Regions from separate parts of the Homo sapiens genome. Here region 1 is linked to region 2. The links are chromatin loops, found by intact Hi-C in ENCODE. Cell type or tissue: dorsolateral prefrontal cortex. All regions are shown on one strand. Links, peaks and the distances in the headings refer to the core of each region. The heading gives the core; the rest is flanking DNA.

Region 1 (10,780 bases), core at 1,777-9,776, 53 kb after region 2:
TCTCTACTAAAAATACAAAAATTATCCAGGCGTGGTGGCGGGTGCCTGTAGTCCCAGCTACTCAGGAGGCTGAGGCAGGAGAATCACTTTAACCTGGGAGGTAGAGGTTGCAGTGAGGTGAGATTGTGCCACTGCACTCCAGCCTGGGCAACAGAGTAAGACTCTGTCTCAAAAAATTAATAAATAAATAAATAAATGAAAAAAAAAAAACCTGGCTGGGCACAGTGGCTCACACCTGTAATCCTAGCAATTTGGGAGGCCGAGGCGGGTGGATGGCTTGAGCCTAGGTGTTCAAGTTCAGCCTGGGCAGGGTGGTGAAAACCCATCTCTACAAAAAGTGCAAAAATGAGCCAGGCATGGTGGCTCACACCTGTGGTCCCAGCTACTTGGGAGGCTGAGGTGGGAGGATCGCTTGAGCCCACGAGGTCAAGACTACAGTGAACAGAGATCACACCACTGCACTCCAGCCTGGGCAATAGAGCAAGACCCTGTCTTAAAAAAAAAATTGAGACCGGGTAATTTATAAAGAAAAGAGGTTGAATTGGCTCACAATTCTCCACCCTGTTTCAGAAGCATGGTGGCATCTGCTCAGTTTCTGGGAACACCTCTGGAAGTCTACCATCATGACGGAGGCAAAGCGGGAAGCAGACGCGCGGTCTCACAGGGCCAGAGCAGCAGGAAGACAGAGGGGGAGGGGCCACACACTTTCAAACAGCCAGATCTCACGACAACTCTATCACAGTTACAGCACTAGGGGGACGGTGTTAAACTATGAGAACCCACCTCCAGGATCCGATCCCCTCCCACCAGGCCCCACTGCCAACACTGGGGATTACAATTCAACTGAGATTCAGACAGGGACACAGATCCAAAATGTCAGATTTTAGGGACACAGATCCAAAATGTCATATTTTAGGGACACAGATCCAAAATGTTAGATTTTAGGGACACGGATCCAAAATGTCAGATTTTAGGGACACAGATCCAAAATGTCATATTGTAGGAAATTGCAATGGCCACCCCATTTCAGCAACCACCTCCCTGAGTGCTCAGCAGCCATTCACGTCGAAGCAGACCCGTCTACTAGCAAAAAGACGAAGACTCACTGAAGGCTCAGATGATCATTAGCATTTTTTAGCAATCAAGTATTTTTTAATTAAGGCATGCACACTGTTTTTTTTAGACACAATGCTATTGCACACTTAACAGACTACAGTATAGCAGAAACATAACTTCTGATGAGATCAGGCACGTTCAGGGTGGCATGGCTGTACACAGCATAAACCTAACTTCTGTATGCACTGGGAAATCAAAAAATGTGTGTGCCTCACTTTATCGTGATATTTATTTTATTGCCGAAGTCCGGAACGGAACCCACAATATCACCAAGGTGTGCCTGTATTAGTTAACTAATCCAGTAATTTATGAAAAAGATCATGGCTAAATTGGGTTTATTCCAGGAATGCAGGGACTTTTTAACATGATATTAACAAATCAAAAGGGGAAAGCCACAAGTTCACTGTAACTGGCAACATCCAATCATGATTGTGATTAAAAACAAAAACCAGAACCTCCTGGCAAATGCGAAATGGAGGGGAATTTTCTCAACTTGATAAAAAACATTAAAAAAAAAAAAAAACCCACAACAACCACTTCACTTAGCAGTGTAACAAGGAAGGTTTCCCTTTGGTGAGGACCCTCTGTCGCCAACATGCCTTCATCACCTCAGTCCCATGCTTGTTGGAGATGCCAGCACAGGACGACAAGAAAAGTCAATAGAAATCTAAGGACTGAAAAGGAAAACAAATCTGTTGTTATTCACAGATGACATGACTGTGCACTTCAAAATCTAAAAGTTAAAGAAATAAATGTTTAAAAATCTGAAATAATGTACAGATAAGATTTTTAAAATCAATAAGAAACTTTGTTTTTTTTTTGAGACAAGTTCTCACTCTATTGCTCAGGCTGGAGTGCAATGACACAATCTAAGCTCACTGCAACCTCCGCCTTCCGGGTTCAAGCCATCCTCCCACCTCAGCCTCCTGAGTAGCTGGTATTACAGGCGCATGCCACCATGCCTGGCTAATTTTTATATTTTCAGTAGAGATGGGGTTTCACCATGTTGGCCAAGCTGGTTTCGAACTCCTGACCTCATGATCCGCTCGCCTTGGCCTCCCAAAGTGCTGGGATTACAGGCGTGAAGCACCTCGCCCGGCCCATGTTCTGTTTAATGTTTTCCTGGTACTTCATATTTTGGATGCTACTGTAACTGGTATTTAAATAATTCATTTTCTACCTGTTTGTTGCTGATATATAAGAATATTGATTGACCTTACCATTTATCTAGCTACCCTGCTAAGGTTTCTTTCTTTTTTTCTTCAACTTTTATTTTAAGTTCCGGGGTACATGTGCAGGATGTGCAGGTCTGTTCCACAGGTAAACGTGTGCCACGGTGGTTTGCTGCATAGACCATCCCATCACCTAGGCATTAAGCCCAGCATACATTAGCTTTCATATATATATATATCCTACACAAAAACAATTCCAGGTGGAGTAAAGCCTTACAAATGTTAAAAAGTAAAACCAAGCTGGGTGCAGTGATGCAAGCCTGTCATTCCAACATTTTGGAAGGCTGAGACAGGAGGATTGCTTGAGCCCAGGAATTCGAGACCAGCCTGGGCAATATACTGAGACCCCATCTCTACAAAAAAATTAAAAATTAGCTGGGTGTGGTGGTGTGCACCTGTAGTGCCAGCTACTTGGAGGCTGAGGTGGAAGGATCGTTTGAGCCTGGGAGGTTGAGGCTGCAGGGAGCTGCGACTGTGCCACTGCACTCCAATACAGGTGAAAGAGTGAGACTCTGTCTCAAAAATAAACAAACAAAAAACTAAAACACGATGTTTTCTCCAACTTTTTAAATGAAAAGTTTGTATAGAGAAGTTGAATTAATAGTACAACAAGAACGTGTATATGGGCCGGGCGTGGTGGCTCATGCCTGTCATCCCAGCACTGTGGGAGGCTGAGGCAGGAGTTCACTTGAGCTCAGGAGTTTGAGACCAGCCTGGCCAACATGGCGAAACCCAGTCTCTACTAAAAATACAAAAGTCAGTGGGTGTGATGGCGGGCGCCTATAGTCCCAGCTACTTGGGAGGCTGAGGCAGGAGAATCACTTGAGTCTGAGAGGTGGAGGTTGCGGTGAGCTAAGATCACGCCACTACACTCCAGCCTGCGTGACAGAGCGAAACTCTGTCTCTAAATAAATAAATAAATAAACTCTGTATACAACTACCTATATTAGAATTAACATTTGAGGAGAGCGCAGTTGTGTGTGTGTGTGTGCGTGTGCGCACGCTTTTATTCCTCAACCACCTGAGCATTACTTCCAGACATCATAGCACTTTATACCCAAATATTTCAGTGTGTCTCTGCTAAGAGTAAGGCCTTCTTCATCATCACAATAAAATTAGCACACTAAGAAAATTAACCCTTAGTCCCTGATATCATCTATTAGTCAACCTACATTTGCATTTCCCCAGCTGTCCCAGAAACACTGAGATAGTTGCTGTTTCAACCTGGACTCTAATCCAGGTTCCTAGGCTGCATTTGGTTGTTTCTTTGGGGTCTTTTCATCCAGAACAGAGGGTGGCGACTGCTTCTGGGCAGGAAGATGGTGAATATTTCAGGCTTGGGGCCATTGCAGCTCAACAGTGGCCACAGGCACCAAGAAGGCAATGGAGTGACAGCCAGTACTACTTCACCTGCAAAAACAGAGAAGGAGCTGGGCCTTGACCTGGTTAGCAGGGCTGCTTTGGAGTACCCACGTTTAGCCAGTTCCTGCACTATGAAATCTCCAGCAAACCACTGTTGGTGGGAATGTGAGTTAGTACAACCACTATTGAGAGCAGTTTGGAGGTTCCTCAGAAAACTAAAAATACAGCCACCATGTGACCCAGCTATCTAACTCTTAGGTATATACCCAAAAGAAAGGAAATCAGTATATCAGAGATACCTGCACTTCCATGTTCATTTAGCACTGTTCATAAGAACCAAGATTTGGAGGCAACCCACATGTCCATCAAGAGACGGATGGATAAAGAAAATGTGGTTCTTATACACAATGGAGTATTATTCAGCCATAAAAAAGAATGAGGTTCTGTCATTTGCAACAACATGGATGGAACTGGAGCTCATTATATTAAGTGCAATAAGCCAGGCACAGAAAGACAAGCATAACATGTTCCCACTTATTTGTGGGATGTAAAAATCAAAACAACTGAACTCATGAAGACAGAGAAGGCTGGGAAGGATATGGGGGTAGAGGGAGGTTAATGGGTATAAAAATTAGTTAGAAAGAATGAATAAGGCCTAGTATTTGGCCAGGTGTGATGGCTCATGCTTGTAATCCCAGTACTTTTGGAGGCTGAGTCGGGTGGATCACTTGAGGTCAGGAGTTCGAGACCAGCCTGGCCAACAGGGTGAAACCATCTTTACTAAAAATACAAAAAATAGCCAGGCATGATAGCATATGGCTGTAATCCCAGCTATTCGGGAGACTGAGGCATGAGAATCACTTGAACCCGGGAGGCAGAGGTTGCAGTGAGCCGAGACCACGCCACTGCACTCCAGCCTGGGCAACAGAGCAAGACTCCATCTTTAAAAAAAATTTTTTTAATAAAAAAAGATCTAGTATAAAGACCTAATATTTGATAGCACAGCAGGGGGACTGCCAGGAGGAGCAGAGGTGATATTGGTGACTCCCTCCCCTAACCATCAGCTCCAAGCCCTGCAAGTTTCCATGCCAGGCACCCCCATGCTCAGCCACCAGTCTCTGGCCGCAGGTGCTGCGTCCACCCAGCTGTGCCCTTTGCAGGCTTCGGCTTCCTATGGCATCACGATTGCCATGTCGCTGCCCCGGCTTTGCAAAAACCCCTGCCTGTATTTGGAGCCCCTGACCGGGCAACCTTCCCTCCTGTCAGCTGCTGCCAAGGAACCCCCTTGCCAGCACTGGCCCGCTCCTCAGTGCTCCTGAAAACACTGCTTACCCATCCCTGAGCCACGGTGCCCTCACCCACAGGAGCCCTGCGCACCTGCGCACCTGCACACCTTCACCTGTGGCTCCCCTCGCCTGTGCCACAAACCCCGGCCGTATACTCCAGGCTTCCACAGGGCTGGGCCTGGGGCCACAGAGTCATCAAACAACAGGCCCTTTTCTTCCTCCAAATCAGCTTATATAAGAAACTGGCACTGGGCACGGTGGCTTATGCCTGTAATCTCTGTACTTTGGGAGGCCAAGGCGGGTGGATCACTTGAGGTCAGGAGTTTGAGACCAGCCTGATTTTTAGTAGACCATCTCTACTAAAAATACAAAAATTAGCCAGGCATGGTGGCGTGTGCCTGTAATCACAGCTACCTGTGAGGCTGAGACAGGAGAATTGCTTGAACCCGGGAGGTGGAGGTTGCAGTGAGCTGAGATCATGCCATTGCACTCTAGCATGGGTGACAGAGCAAGACTCTGTCTCAAAAAAAAAAAAAAAGAAAAAAGAAAAACTGGCAATCATAAGTAGAAAAAAAATTGTAATTGAAAGTTATTTGTTCAAGAACTGGAGACCAACTAGGAACACACGAAGCAGAGAAGTGAGTCTCCGCGTCTGCATCAATGACGCAAAAGCAGCTGTGCAGGGAACCCGTCTGGCCCAGGCCCAGGCCTCCTGCACCCAGCGTCTGCGAGCTCCATGCTACCAGAGGGGCTGCAGTTGGCTGAGGGAGGTGGGGATGCCATTTGAGGTCTAGCCGCAGGGTGAGGGGAGCACGGCCGGCCAGTGTACACAGGTCAGGGGCCAGGTTCCCGGCCTTGCTCAGCACCGCACGTCACTGCATTGAAGCACATCTTTAGTAAAACCAGCTCTTCCCTTAAAGAGAATGCCACGGGGCATGAGTATGATGCTTTTGACAAAAAACAAAGGCATCACTGTTAACTCCGATCTATCCCATGTGAGGTGGGAGAAGGGAGAGAGCAGAGACAAGGAGACAATTACACAAGCAGCAGCCCAACGTGTGCTTTGCAATATGCTGACCTGGCTTGCCCCACACCCAAGGGCAGACCCACAGATAGCCCTGCCTCTGCATCCACCACCAGAGCACCCAGTACCCAGCACCAGGCCACCCAGCACCCAGCACCAGGCCACCCAGCATCCAGCACCAGACCACCCAGCACCCAGCATCAGGCCACCCAGCACCAGGCCACCCAGCATCCAGCACCAGGCCACCCCAGCATCCAGTGCCTGGGCACCCAACGTCCAGCACCAGGGCACCCCAGCATTCAGCACCACAGCACCCCTGCATCCAGCACCAGGGCACCCCAGCCTCACCCACCCCAGGCCTCTGAAGGAGCAGGAGGCTGGGCCCCATGTCCCGCAATAGCACAGCCAGCTGGGCGAGACCACAGGCAGCACTGGAAGGGACTGTGCGGCTCTTTCGGATTAGGAAAGGGCCATGCTCCGCACAGCAGAAAACAGGGACGAGGTCGAAGAGGCAGCACAGAAAGCCCAGAGTCACTCCCCACCCACCATCGGAAACCAGTGAGCTCATTAGAAACCGCTTATCTATGAGGCCAAATGCCCTCAGCAGGAGAGAAGGAGGAGGGGGAAGGAGGAGGGGGAAGGAGGGGGAAGGAGGGGGAAGCGGGTGGGGAAGAGGAGAGGAGGAAGAGATCAAAGGGCGTGGTGGAGCTACACTTTCGACAGGCCTCCAGCACTGGGGACTATCTGGGAACGTCCAGGAAGGCCTGCGAGCTGAGACTGGGTGACTCATCTCTGGTGACAGAGGTAACCACCTGGCCAGAGGCACCTCTTTAAAGAGACAGATTCTTACACCCATCACAAACAGACCAGAACACTGGCCAGGCGTGGTGGCTCACACCTGTAATCCCAGCACTTTGGGAGGCTGAGGCAAGCGGATTACTTGAGCTCAGGAGTTCAAGACCAGCCCGACCAACATGGAGAAACCCCGTCTCTCTACTAAAAATACAAAATTAGCTAGGCACAGTGGCTCTCACCTGTAATCCCAGCACTTTGGGAGGCCAAGGCAGGTGGATTGCCTGAGGTCAGAAGTTTGAGACCAGCCTGGCCAACATGGCAAAACCCCATCTCTACTAAAAATACAAAAATTAGCCAGGTGTGGCAGTGGGCACCTGTAACCTCAGCTACTTGGGTGCCTGAGGCAGGAGAATCGCTTGAACCCAAGAGGCAGAGGCTGCAGTGAGCCGAGATTATACCACTGTACTCCAGCCTGGGCAACAGAGCGAAACTCCATCTCCAAAACAAAAAACAAAACAAAACAAAAAAACGGAATACTGACCAGAAGAAAATACCCAGGCTTGCTATTCCTTATTGAGGACACTCTGGGGAAAAACTCAAGGACTGGCCAGGCTGAGTGACAAGGAACAGAAATGGCTCCCGGGGCCCAGGGCCCCGGCCATGTCATCTGCAGGGATTTTCCCCATCTTATTTATGCAAGGGGCTCCTACTTGTAAACTGGAGAGAAAATGTTGTCCAAGAGGCTCAGAACCGGTGTCGGAGGCTCAGCGAGGACAGGCCCTCTCCCTGGGGTCCCAGAGTGGGCAGGAGGCCACAGCACCATGGACTCTGGGCTCCTCTGGCTGATCACGGAGGTCCAGGCCATGAGGCCCTTGAGGCTCAAGGAGAAGGGTGTCTGAGGCAGGTCAGTCTCACGGTAGCCACAGAGCATGCGCAGTGGAGTGACCCGGGCAGGAGGCTCCCCAGGCCAGCACCCCAGCCAGGAAGGGAAGGAGCAACTCTGTGTGTATCACAGCTTCACAGTCTCCAGCAATTCAGCATTTGCCCGCTTAAGTTTCTAGGTGCTGATAATTCACAAATAAAGGAGAAGAAAGCTTGCTCTCTCCTGCCTTCCAGGCCTGCGTGGAGGTGTGGGCCTGGTGTTGGGGCTGACCAGGAATCCTGCATCTCATGGGTGGCCCCACAGGACAAGTGAGCGGCTATGACACTGGACACTGCTTGGTGGCCAGCAGTTGCCCCAGGCCCCTGAGGATGGAGACAACAGGCAGAGCTGGGCAGCTACCTCCTTAAGCCCCACCCAGGGGCACCACCCCCCAAGACCAGGGCACCCGTGGCTGGAGGAGACCCAAGCAAGGGCCCTCTGACCCAGTTGAGTCTCACGGGATGTGACTGCTCGCTGCCCTAGATGTTTATGGAGGGGTGTTTGCTGTTGCAGTGATGGAAGGCACTGCTGGTTCTTAGAGGGGGGCTGAAATGCAGCCTTCATGGGTCTTACCAGACACCTGCCCTCCGGGCTCACATCTGACTCCAACTGTGATGCAAACGCCATGTATGTTGGTTTCATAGACACTGGATTTTCCAGGAATGAAACCTCCGATAACACACACCTGAGGGAGGAAGAGGAAGCCTGCTTTGGCCAACCCCGGCAAGGGACTGAGTCTACCCCCACCACCCTCTCACTGCAGCTTGAGCCAACAGGGACCACTTCATCTCCCAGTGCAAACGCGTGCAAGAGTTTCCAGATGGAAATACGTGTCAATCTGAAATCCTGAGTGCAATCTACGAAACCTATTTCCATACTGCACAAGAGACATCACAATGCTTTATTAATAACACAGAGCACTAATAACACATTTGCCAGACCCTGCTCTAAGCATTTTCCTGCATTACCTCCATTATGCAAAGGAGATGTGGGGCCCGGCAGGGCGGGGAATGACAGGCTGAGACTGACCACTCCCTCAGCCCTGGGCACAGGGCCCCCAGATGAGGGACTCACCCAAGGGACAAGGGTCTGCCCCTGCAGTGGCTTAGACCCTGGACCACGCCAACATGGCAAACACACGTGAGCTGCAAATGCCGGCCTGTGTGCAACTTTACATTGCTAGAGGCCACATTCAAAAGTAAAAAGAAATTGGCAAAAAAATGTTTTTAATAGGCCGTGCATGGTGGCTCACGCCTGTAATCCCAGCACTTTGGGAGGCTGAGGCAGGTGGATCACCTGAGGTCAGGAGTTCGAGACCAGCCTGACCAATATGATGAAACCCCCGTCTCTATTAAAAATACAAAAATTAGCCGGGCGTGGTGGCATGCACCTGTAATCCCAGCTACTCAGGAGGCTGAGACAGGAGAATGGCTTGAACTCAGGAGGCAGAGGTTGCAGTGGGCCAAGACTGTGCCATTGCACTCCAGCCTGGGCGACAGAGCAAAACTCCATCTAAAAAAAAAAATTAATAATACATTTTATTTAACCCAGTATATCCAAAATATTATCATTTCTACGTGTAACCAATATAGAAGAATATGAATGAGATCACTTACATTCTCTTTCATATCAAGCCTCTGAGATCGGCGTGCATTTCACACCACAAACACATCTCAGTTCCCACCAGCCATGTTTCCAGCATGCCTCTGTGGGCTGCATGGCTCATGCCGTCTGCCCCAGACAGCACAGGCTGAGGTATGACACGTTCTCTGAGGGCGACATCCTTCCCACCTCCCTTTTCTGTCTGCATGTTAAGAATTTTAGCAGTTTTCAGCTTCACCAACCCTTTGCCTTCTAAAGTATTTATAGTGGTTAATTTCTCCACTTGAGGCAGGTGCAGGGGTTCAATACTTTATGTATGTGTTTTCATATAAAGCATTTCTTAATTTAAGAAAAAATTGACCCACTCCCCAAAATACAATGTAATCACAAGGCACAAAATAAAAATTATGACACAGTTATTAAATACTTTCAGTTTTCTTTTTCTTCCACAAAACTTGGAAGGAAGAAAAAACTGATCCCTTTCTGGAAATAAATACATAATAAGTGACAAAGTAAAAACAATTAGTAATTACTATCACTTTCTTCTCAATTTTCTTTTTTTCCAAAAAAAGTTCTTACATTTGTTCTCATTCATTCTCTCTCATTTTCTCTCTCTTCCCCCTCCCTGGCATTAAGAATGACCAACTTGTAATCAAACCACCAGCCTGAAAACAAATCTTCCTTGCTACGAACAGTTAACATATTGCCACCTGTCACGTGTCCAATTCACCACCATGTCAAACACAGTCGACTGGAAATGTCCAGGGACCATCACTCAGCAATAAGCCGCCTGCCCACTTAATGCCAGTGAGCAGGAGACGTCCAGCGCCTGTCTCTAGACGTGTCCTTGTTTCCACTTTGGGGAGATATATGTGAGTGGAAATAACAAGGGTAATTGGCAAAATCATTGTGAAATGAATCTGTCCTACCATAAATGTGACTGCAAATTTTGAAGTTGATTTGCAAAAGGCCACAGACATAGCTGTGACCCATCCCACACTCAGTGGCAATACCACTGGGAAAAGGGTAGCTACTGTCTCTGAGTCATCAGAATCCCTGCCAGTAAAGCTGGACAGCCACCAGCACTCAAGATCAAAGCTGAGCTCCTGGCAGTAGAGACCTGCAGAGCACCTTTCCCATCTTCCTGCCAGTGACTTACAAAGGCAGCCCTCGCATACCTGAGGAAGTGGCACCAGAACAAGACAAGAACAGGCTGACCAGGAGCCCCACCCCGCCCCTGCAGATGCCTCTCCAGTGTGTTCCACAGGAACAGTGGCTGCCCCTGCCGCTCCCAGATCTCGGGCTCTAGGGGACAACAGTTGCTGCCCTCAGCTGTGCTGAGCCATGAAGTGATTCAGCAGCAGGGAAATCGGACGCTGGTCCAGGAACACAGCACCAGCCTGGGAGGCCACAGACAAACATCAATTTCATGGGTGCAAAA
Region 2 (10,780 bases), core at 1,013-9,012:
CTCACGCCTGTAATCCCAGCACTTTGGGAGGCCGAGGCAGGTGGATCACGAGGTCAGGAGATCGAGATCATCCTGGCTAACACGGTGAAACCCCGTCTCTATTAAAAATACAAAAAATTAGCCGGGCGTGGTGGCCGGCACCTGTAGTCCCAGCTACTCGGGAGGCTGAGGCAGGAGAATGGTGTGAACCTGGGAGACGGAGCTTGCAGTGAGCTGAGATCACTCCACTGCACTCCAGCCTGAGCGACAGAGCGAGACTCCATCCCGCCCCCCACCAAAAAAAAGAAAAAAAGAAAATGATGTCCCAGCATGACCATGCACCCTGGCCACCCAGCCCTGGGGAGCGGGCCTCCCTCCCTCTGCTGTGGAAATGCCAGATGAACAAGGCTCCGAGGCCTGTCTTCCTCCATCCCCAACAGGCAAGGGGCTCTGAGGGCTGCCAGGACGGCTTTTTCTCTGTATACAACACAGGTGACGGGAGACAGAACAGAGGTCCTGCCTTGTCTCCCTGAGCCCAGATGAGGCAATGGCACCGCCGTGCCACCCTCCTCCCGCCAAGTGAGCCACCGAAGGGGGCTAAAGACAAGACCCCACCTGACCACAGCAGCCCAGGGTGACCGCTGCACCCTAGGGTGACCGCGGGCAGGCGTGGCTGCAGGGCCAGGCACCCAGCTGCCACCTGTGGGGTTTTCTCAGCATTCGGAGCCCCTGCTGCCCATTAAGAACAGGTCTCTGAAGATGAACGAGAAGCTGCTCTTTTCATGTGGACCGAGCACAGAGGGTTCCTGGTCTAGAACCCCACGCTCAGAGAGTCACATACTGAACACCAGTGGCCACCGCAGGGGCGGGCGTCTCCAGGAAGAGCTGGCATTGTGGGCTCCCTGCTGTCCGTCGCCAGGTACCTGGGCACGTGTGGCGAATGCAGGGTAGGCAGAGGTGCTTCAGGAGCGCCTCGTGAAGGACGCCAGACTCCCAGGCTCCTGGTGAGTGGCCAGCCCGCCTTCCTGCTCTGGGAGGGAGCTGGCGAGGCCTCCCTGGACCCGTGGTGCCATCAATGCAGAATCGCTCCTATTACAGGCCTAGCACCCACCGTGACGCTCAACGTCTCTGTCCCCACAAAAAAACCAAGCCGCCTCTGTGGCCCTCCAGGTCAAACAGGATCAACAGGGACCTCACAAGCCCACAGGTTCCGGAAGCTCCCAGGTCGTACTGCAAGTGCCACTAAATGGCACCTGTGGGTACGCTGCCACGGCGCAGGCCACCACTTGAGGCCTCGAATTCCACAGCTAACTTACTGAAGACCTGAGGGCAAAGGAGAAATGCACATCCTTGGAAACGCTGTGGGTGAGGAGGTGGCACAGCCAGTCCCCTGCCACCTGGTCAGCAGGCTGAAGCTGAGAGGCTTGGCATAAGCCAATTACGAGCAGCTGCTCAGGCGCAATGCGGCACTCTTCCCAGACAGAGGCGCTCTTTTCCCAACACCTAATAGGTCTTTCATCATTTTGAGCATTTGTGAAACTGCATAGCTCAGCCACGAATCCCAGGAAATGATTTGATACCCTTTCTCCGCCCAGGCGCCAGGAACGGTCCGTGGAAGCTGCCAGAGTCGCCCGCTCGCTGGGGCCAGCCTGCCCTGTATACATGGCCCCCGTCACACTCGCGGTAGCCCCAGGTTGAGGATGAGTGAGCGGTTGCTCCTGGGGTTTTGGAACCCTCACCAATGACCGACCCCCTTGCTCAAACTCTCAGAGGCCCCAAATCCCAAGCTAATTTGTCTCCTAAATTCCACACTTAGGTTCTGTTTGTTTTTTAGAGATGGGGTCTCGCTCTGTTGCCCAGGCTGGAGTGCAGTGGCGTAATCACAGCTCACTGTGGCCTTGACCTCCTGAGCTCAAGGGATCCTCCTGCCTCAGCCTTAGGATTCTGTCTTTTGGCTCTGGGTAAACCTCTTTGTAAATAGTATTGATCGTTTTTACATAAACTGAGTCATGGGGAAGACTGGGCATCCTCCTGCCTGTGTCACCTGCAGTGACCCTCCCCGCTGTTAGCAATGGAAGTGCATTAATCGGATCTATAGAAGAGAAAGCTTCCAGATCAGAGAGAAGCAGCTCCTGGCCAAGTGTGCACCAAGAAAAACAAACACAGTCTAGCGTGGAACCTCCAGGGGAGCTGTGGTCTCTTCCTAGGAAATCACCTCGTTCTCCGGCTCTAGAAAATAAAGTTGGCACCCAGACTTGGGGTTTTTGGGTCCCCCCAGCTGCCCCCTGCACCACCTGGTACCATCATCACACACCCCATGGACAGAGGCTGGCACGCATCTTGTGCCCTTTGACCCTCTGCAGAAACAGCAGGCGGCATCAGTGTCCCGTTTTACCAACGAGCACTGGAGGCCTGGAGCACAAACACCCCATCTAATCCCAGCCCGGAGACACAGCGGGGTTGGGACCGAGTCTCTGAAATCCTAGGCCAGCGTGATCTGTGACACCTGCTGATTCTCGGCTTCTGCAGTAAGAGCCGGCACGGACTCTGGTCAAGGGCAGCTGGGAAATCGCCTGCGATCACCATAAACCAGCCCATCAGGCAATGGGTGTGACAGAGCAGCGCCACTTTGATGGTAACTACGCATTTTCTGCTCAGGGTGCAGATCACCATGTAAATCAGCCATCCTACAGCACCTGCCTTGGGGGGCAGTGGGAGTCTGTGCCCATACATCAGGCACTTGTCCGTCCCAGGACATGCCAGGCATCTACAAACACCGCCCAGATGGTATGAAACCGCTCAGCTCCTTCAGGAATGTTCTGAACAAAAACCCCTTTGCAGAAGGATGGGAGAGCTGCCCAAGGACCCCAGGAGGGATCAGAATGAGTTCCTGCCATCCCCTGCTTCCCTACCTCCCAGGAGTTCCCCTGCAAAGGGCTAGGCAGGGTTTGTTGACATGCAGAGAACGGTCCAGGGCTGGAAGAGGAGGGGAGCACACAGTAAAGGCCCCCAGGACTGCCCAGGCCCCCGGGCCCCGGCCTCACTCACCAGTAGAAGTAATAGGCCAAAGCCACCGCCAGCAGGGCCACACAGATCCCTGAGAAGAGGCAGGCCGGGTAGCTGCTCAGCATCTTCAGCCCTCGGTCCTGTGCTGCCTGAAGCCGGCGAGAAGGACCTGCGGGGAGCAGGTGTCAGCCTGGCCAAAGGGTGAGGAGCCGAGCTCAAGCGGAGGGATTAGGACCTGGCCTGAGCTGCCCAGGCTTGGCAGGGGCCGTTGCCACCCAGAGCATCTGCTCAGCAGGAAGTGGGTGCTGGGCACCCCCAGGGTGCCACCTGCGTGGCCAGCACTGTCCTTCTAGTCACAGAGACCAACTCAAGGGACCCCAGGAGCGCGCTGAAGCAGGACATACACACAGGTTCGTCCTCCTGCGCACAGCTGCGGGCTCTGCCGTCGGGGCACCGGCTAATCCAATAAGCAGCTTTTGGCCAGGAGCTGCTCACTGTAAACAGGCAGAGTCACAGGGCCAGCCAGGATGCAGGTCAACGAGCCCCACCCCAGCACAGACCCCTAGGACCAGGGACCTAAGAGTGCCCACATCTTCCTCCTCACAGCACCAGTGTGTCAAGGGGCCAGGTTGTGGGTGAGTTGGTGAGGTCTACCCTGTGCTCAGCCGTGGGCTAGCAAGATCCCTGAAAGGCCTCCAAGTGATAGGCAAACGTCCTGCATGTGGGGCATGGCTGTGGGCTCAACAGAGAACAGCCACCCAGCCTGCCGGACAGGCCAGGCGCCCGCGACACTCTCTCCAAACTGCAGCAAGGTTTGCTAAACGGTGGTGCTCCGGGTCCCATGTTCAGAGCTCCCACGCTGGAAGAGCTGTGGGGTGGGCCGCCTCTTATCCTCCAGAAGTCAGGCACGTCCCTCCATGTCACTCCAGCCTGAAACCTCTCAATCTGAAATGGAGTTCAAAGGCTAAACTAGGGAGATGAGATCAAAGGACCCAGGGACCAGAGCATCGCCCTGGGAAACCTCCTGGGGCGCGGGAGGCCCCCGACAACAACAGCGACGGGGGTGGGGTGTTATCAAGGGAGCGCCCGCTAGAGGCCCTCGACAGCACACGGGGACGGGGATGGGGTGTTCCTAAGGGAGCGCCCCCTGGAGGCCCGGCCAGTGCATTCTCGCTCAGGGTCACGGGGCCACAGTGGGATAAAGTGAAAGTCACTGCTCGTGCATCTCCCACGGCATCAGACACAACGAACCTGTCCCCAGCAGGGTTTGCCCAGGATGCTCCCCTAGCCTGGTCGCAGCCCCGTCCCAGCCCTGGTGCGGCCCCTGCGTGCTCTGTGGGAAACTGTGGACTGAGAGGTGGGAACCGCTCAGCTCAGTCCTGACATGCTCAGCCTTTACTTCTGTGAACCTGTGAACCTGGTGGAGGAGAGAGCGTGATGGGGCAGCCGCAGCCTTCCCAGGCCTGGGGGAGCCCCTCCTTCCCCCCACAAGGCTTCAGGTGACTGCATCCCCGGCCAACACATTGACCCCATGTGACTCCACGTGACACCCAGAATCGCCCGCTAAGCCACTCCTGGATTCCTGACCCTCCGCAGCTGTGTGAGATAATAGATGTCTGCTGTTTTCGCTGCTAAGTTTGTGGGTAACTCGTTACACAGCAATGTAACAAACACGGTAAGGCAACCAGGCAGATCAATATGAGGCGCACCATTTACTGGAAGTATTGGATGACTATTTATAGGGCTGGAGTTAGTGTCTGAACAAAATAGAAGATTTGCAGGCCGGGCACGGTGGCTCACACCTGTAATCCCAGCACTGTGGGAGGCCGAGGCTGGTGGATCACCTGAGGTCAGGAGTTTGAGACCAGCCTGGCCAACATGGTGAAACCCTGTCTCTATTAAAAATACAAAAAATTAGCATGCCTGTAATCCCAGCTTCTCAGGAGGCTGAGGCAGGAGAATCGCTTGAACTCGGGAGGCAGAGGTTACAGTGAGCACTCCAGCCTGGGCAACAAGAGCAAGACTCTGTCTCAAAAAAAAAAAAAAAAAAAAAAAAAGATTTGCAGATTCAAGAATTCTGACTTCTAATCCTCAGTACGTTCCTCAGTACGTTCCTTCTATCCCAATGAGCGATGTTAACTAACTTAGCTCTCTAGCGTAACATGCACATCATGGAACCAAGACATTCATTTAATCCTGTTAGCAGCCCAAGAAACCCAACAGTGAGTGTGAGTGTGTGTGTGTGTGTGTGTGTGTCTGTGTGTGTGTGAGAGAGAGAGAGAGAGAGAAAGTGGGGGAGAGAGGAGAAATGCAGCCCTCCCACCAGACAACAGCAAGCGTGTGAGCTGCTTCCTCCTCCCTCTGCAGCGAGGACCCAGACAACTTCCTTGGTCCAGCACTGTCTGCACAGTCACCCCAAAATATGCAAATATGACTGGCTGCCCACACAACCTCTGCCTGGCACTTCTTCTAACAAGAACCTGCCTGAGGTATAGAAGGCAATGGCTATGCAGAAGTCATCTGGTTTCATGGGATGCGTCCTAATGACTGCCTTAGAGATAGTTAATGAGAGAGAGAAAGGAGTCTTTTGGAGCTTCCAGAAAGGTTTCAGCCCCTGACAAAAGGTTGCAAAAAGAAATTTCCCTTTTCCTGTCCAGGCATGGTGGCTCACGCCTGTAATTCCAGCACTTTCGGAGGCAGGAGGATCACCTGAACACAGGAGTTCAAGGCTGCAGTGAGCCACGATTGCGCCACTGCACTTAAGCCTTAGTGACAGAGGGAGACCCTGTCTCCAGAAAAACAAAACAAAACAAAAAAAACTCCCTTTTCCTGACATCAGACTTATCTGTATCAAGTTGTGATGGCTGGTGCAGAGGCAGCCACGATGTCACCTCAAGGAGACAGGCCTGCAGTGGAAAGCAACCTAGAGGGTGGCCCAGAGGAGGAACAGATATAGTCAGGGGCCTTGCGCGCCTCCGCCAAGCCAAGCAAAGGCCAGCGTAGAGGAGCTGACCCCTGGGGCTTCCCACCTAGGTCAGCTCAAGGCAGATTCTGCTACTTTCAGCTCAATTCACCAGCGCCCCACCCAGTGGGCCTTTGGGACTCACACATATCTAGGGACCAACTTCTTATCTACATGCTTTGCATTTCCCAAAATCCAAAAGTCACTCATGGGTACCCCTGTGATAACAGCAAGCCTGAGTTTTCTCCAGGGCCACAGGAAGCCACAGGGTCAACGTTCCCCCACCCAGGAGTGCCAGCCCCACTCAGGTTTGCAGGCGGGGTGTTCTTTTATCTTAAAGCAAACATGGCTACCATTCAGAACAGTACGTGAATGGAGAATTCCTTTTAAAAACAAAACCAAAGATTTCTATTAGAGAAAAATACTTGGGGGAACCAGCATCCCAGGGACCCACAGCCTACTTCTAAATATGTCATTTTTTTAAGAGGAAAAAAGCTTGTTCACATCTTGAAGATTTTAACAAATTTTAGGGCAAGGAAACAGGCCGTGCAGTTGCAAATACACAGGGAAGCCCTTTTCGCTGAGGCACAGAGGCCTGGGAGCCGCTTTAGGCGGAGCTGACACGGGAGAGCCAGGCTGGCGCCAGGCATGGCTCCACTCAGAAGCACTAGGCCTCTGCGCCTCCATCCAAGAGCTGCGGTCGGGAAAAGGAAAGGATGTCTTGTTTTTGCCAAGGTATCTGAAGTCTCTGTGGGCAGCAGTCGGGTGAGCTTTTCGGCTGTGATAGAACAGAAGTATTATAGGGGCAGAGCTCATTCACGAGCAGGTCTTTCAACACAGGCATTACCGGCGTGCCACCTGATTCTCTCACTGTGTCTTCCTCTGCCGGAGAAATCCTTGTACATGAGGAGACAACTAAAACTTGCAGCTTTGACTCCCAGGCCATTCTTCCGGAGGGAGGCACTGTGGCCGTGTGCCAGGAGGGCAGAGGCACTGGCCCCACGGAGGACAGCAGTCTGCTCTCAGACAGACGAACGCTGCAGGTGCACCCACAGAAAAGTCCACAGCCCCCGGTAAACAATGCCGTGCTCGCCACTGCTAGGGGAGGCTGAGGAACCCGGCTGGGGTTGGAGGCCTGGTGCCAGCCTGGTGTGACGTCAGGCACAAGGGGCTGGGGCTGCATTGTCCTCCCCTCTCCCTGCTTTTGCTTCAGTCCTGGACTCTTTGGGCTGCAGAGCTGGGGTCCTGGCAGGTCACTTGACTTCTCTGGCCTTGGCTCCCCCTCTTTGAAGTGAGCAGATTGACCACCACGGCTGTCCCCAGGGGTGCCCGAGCTGCAGGTGTGGGGGCCAGGGCTGCGGCATGTGAGCCTTCCGTGTGACCCTGCAGTGGGGCCTAGGCCTTGCTTAGGAACAGCTGGGCGGGCTCCGCTACTGTTCTACACTCTGGCTTCCGACTCGAGCCGCCATCAGGGAAAAAGCCTGGCATGATCTGTTTGCTTAGCGCACCTGGAGAGCCAGGGCACTGCCCCAAGCCCCGAGCCCTGGCTGAGGCTTCTCCACTCCTTAATCTCCAGAGTAGCTGAGGTGCTGTGGGCCTGAGTCTGAGCTCCTCCGTGGCCGCCTGTGATGATGAAGCCAGGTTGTCCTTCCTGCCCCACGCCTGGGTCACTGCCTTTCTCGTGATAAGGAAAAAAAAAAATCCCTTCCTGGGAGAGTCGTTCCCTTTCCATGTCTGAATAACAGACTCCCCAAATGCCAGGCAGACCCAGCCCTGAGGCCCCAGAATGCCCCTACCGAGCAGTGAGCATCTGTGGGCCCGGCCTCAGGTCTCTCCGAGCTCCGCAGCAGCGCCGATGCCCAGTACTGCGTGCAGAGGCCGCCCTGCAGGCCGCTCCTGGACTTGACCTCTAAGGCCACTTCTCACTGTAAAAACTGTGGGGACATTGTGGGGCCTATGCTGGCCCTGCCCTCCTCCTGAACGGCTTCATGCCTGCCAGGGCCAGGCGCCTGGGGGCACTCCCAGCTGGGGACCCCGGCTCAGCCTCCCCGGGGCTGGAGAGAGGCGGGATCTGGGTGCTGCTACTGGAGGGTGCTGCCCCTGGGTCCCAGCTCTGACATTTGCTCTTGTGGTGTGTCCTGAGCCTGCCTCCTGCTCCCTCACCACGCAAGGCCACCACACGGCCCAGTGTGTGACACAACCGATGCCCGCACAGCAAAGCGTGCTAGCGCGGCACGGCACTTTGGTGACTTGGCTGAGCTCTCCAGAATTGCCAGGTGCTCCCCACTGCTTCCTCACGCTCTCAGGTGAGAAGCCCCCCCTGTCCAGCCTCCACACTGGTTCTGTGTGTGGCATGTGAGTGGTGTGGGTGGCGTGGGTGGTGGACGGCACATGGGTGGCATGGGTAGTAGCGTGGGTGGCGTAAGTGGCGTGGTGGCGTGTCAATGGCATGTGAGTGGCATGTGAGTGGCGTGGGTGACATGTGAGGGGCAGAGGTGGTGTGGGTGGCATGGGTGGCATGTGAGTGGCGTGGGTGGCGTGTCAATGGCATGTGAGTGGCATGTGAGTGGCGTCGGTGACGTGAGGGGTAGAGGTGGTGTGGGTGGCATGGGTGGCGTGTGAGTGGCGTGGGTGGCGTGATGTGATATGGCAGCACGTGGGTGGCATGGCGTGGCTTGCTTTGTGCTGTGGCTCCTCCACCATGGGCACGTGGCCTCCTCGTGCTCCCAGCTATCTGAATGTCATCCTGCTCACGACCAGGGCTTGAGCCCGCCCCTCCACAGGTTCCCGCTGTCCCCTCCTCCGCCCCATCACCATCGCACACCTCCTAGTCTTACCTTCTGGTTACCCCACGGGGCCTAAAGGAAACAGTTCTTTTCTTCCAGGTCCTTTCCCGTCTCTGACACCTAAGCCATGCTGCCTGTATAACATCCTAGTGGAGGCCCAGCCTCCTGACTCTACCAACGAGGTTGCGCTGCCACGCAGGCCAGGGCCAGGCAGCCGACGGCCTGGGGACTTGCGGAGCCTCTGTGGCCTCTTATGAAGTCACCATCTCTGAGCATGGGCACAGTGAAGGAAGACGAGGCCTGGAGGCCCCTCCTTCCGCCCTTGGGAGGTGGGGACAGGCACACCGCGGTGAGAGGGCTGGTGTGTGGGAGCTGGTCCTTGGGGGGCTGGCGTGCTCAGGGAGCTGGTTCTCAGGGGACTGGCATATGGGAGCTGGTGCTCGGCAGGGGAGCTGGTGCTCGGGGAGCTGGCGTGCCGGGCACCCATGTCTGCCTGTTCTCCAGCATCCAGGTCTCAAAACCTCATCACCCAAACTACCAAGGATGAGCAATGTAGGGCAGACACCTGCTCCACTGCCCCTGCCCTGGTACGGCATTCGGCAGCTGGCCATGACTGAGAAAGGAAGCGGCACACCAGGTGTGGCCAGTCCACACAGTGACAGCACATGGGGACCCCAGGCTGTTCCAGACCAAGGGCCTCCTCTCGTGCACCCACAGACCCCGTCCTGCTGCTCAGTTCTAACCCTCTGGCGTTTCCATGCCACTGTCCACTCTCCACGTGAGGCTCGTGGCAGGCGCGGGAGTGCCGTCCTCTGGCTCTTGCAGCTGGTGCTTGGGCCTGTGCTTGGATGGAGGCCGCCGGGGCCTCTGGGCATCTGGTATGCGGCGTCCTTCTCTCCTGACTCTCCCCTCACCTTTCCCCTGTGCTGCCCCTCCCACATTTGCTGCTACATGCCGAGACTACTGGAGCCTAACCCCAGTGCCAACCGCTTCCAAGCTGTGCCTCAGTTTCCTCAACCATAAAGAAAGAATAAAAACACATGGACGCCAGCAGGCTATGGAGAACCAAAGACCCCCGGGGCGCACTGAGAACAATGCTGGGCATGGAAAATGTCAAGAAGCAGCCAGGAGTATGATGACATCATCGATATTCCCAAACCTTTCCCCATGGAGAAAACAGATGGCAGAGCTTTAAAAAAGATACACGACAAAAGCAAACATAGACCACTGGGATTACGGCAAACTAAACAGCTTCTGCATGACAAAGGGAACGACAGGGTAAAGAGACGACCCGCAAGGGAGAGAAAACCCTGCAGACCACATGCCCGATGCAGGCCCAGCATCCACAGGGTAAAGGGGCTCAGACTCAATAGCAAGAAAGCAAACAGCAAAGGACCCGAACGGCTGTGCCTCAGAAGGAGCCACACCGACAGCCAGCAGGTTAACGAAGAGCTGTTCGGCATTATTAACCATCAGGGAGAAGCAAATCGAAGCCACAGGGAGGTGTCATTTCATGCCGTTCAGTTGGCTATTATCAAAAAGACGAATGTAACAGGTGTTGACGAGAACGCAGAGAAAAGGCACCTGGCACGCTGTGAGGGAGAGAGAGCGTCAATCAGTGTGGCCACTACACAAACCATCTGGAGGTGCCTCCAAAAGTCAAAAATGGAACTACTGGCCCAGGGCGGTGGCTCACACCTGTAATCCCAGCACTTTGGGAGGCCAAGGCGGGTGGATCACTTGAGGTCAGGAGTTCGAGACCAGTCTGGCCAACATGGTGAAACCCCATCTCTACTAAACATACAAAATTAGCCCGGCATGGTGGCGGGCGTCTGTAATCCCAGCTACTCGGGAGGCTGAAGCAAAAGAATCGCTTGAACCCAAGAGGCGGAGCTTGCAGTGAGCCGAGACCGTGCCATCGCACTCCAGCCTGGGCGACAGAGCAAGACTCCGTCTCAAGAAAACAAAAGGAACTACCATAAGGTCCGGCAATCCCACTTCTGGGTATGTATCTAAAGGAACTGAAATCAGTGTGTCAAATAGACAC

Evidence for each region. A loop is a pair of places that touch in the nucleus more often than their neighbours do. Peaks named below come from ENCODE experiments on the same cell type or tissue, not always from the same donor. Only the 100,000 strongest peaks of a DNase experiment are listed, where the experiment ranks them.
Region 1: it touches region 2 in a loop (5-fold over the local background); 15 of 110 quality-filtered maps call a loop at or near these places.

The regions. Positions count from the first base shown.
Region 1 is chr21:43,880,146-43,890,925 of GRCh38, reverse strand. The region is part of intron 1 of AGPAT3 (1-acylglycerol-3-phosphate O-acyltransferase 3); the gene reads right to left. LOC124905034 (a long non-coding RNA gene) reads right to left here and starts at 3,042. Exons shown (of 2, transcript XR_007067898.1): 1 at 2,337-3,042; 2 at 1,131-1,790. RefSeq lists a silencer at 4,801-4,956 and enhancers at 4,597-5,182, 8,122-8,708. In dorsolateral prefrontal cortex, for the core only: no CTCF peak of the experiment used is centred there; a DNase peak (open chromatin) is centred at 5,695; H3K4me3 peaks cover 526 bases; H3K27ac peaks cover 572 bases.
Region 2 is chr21:43,932,579-43,943,358 of GRCh38, reverse strand. All of the region lies in intron 2 of AGPAT3 (1-acylglycerol-3-phosphate O-acyltransferase 3), which reads right to left. Among named protein-coding and RNA genes, the nearest start is that of AGPAT3, 73 kb to the right of the region's middle. RefSeq lists a silencer at 2,426-2,597 and enhancers at 3,137-4,035, 4,279-4,678, 4,036-4,936, 5,215-5,264, 8,386-9,204. In dorsolateral prefrontal cortex, for the core only: CTCF peaks have their summits at 3,934 and 4,136 (motif pointing left); DNase peaks (open chromatin) are centred at 4,128 and 6,605; H3K4me3 peaks cover 1,495 bases; H3K27ac peaks cover 3,252 bases.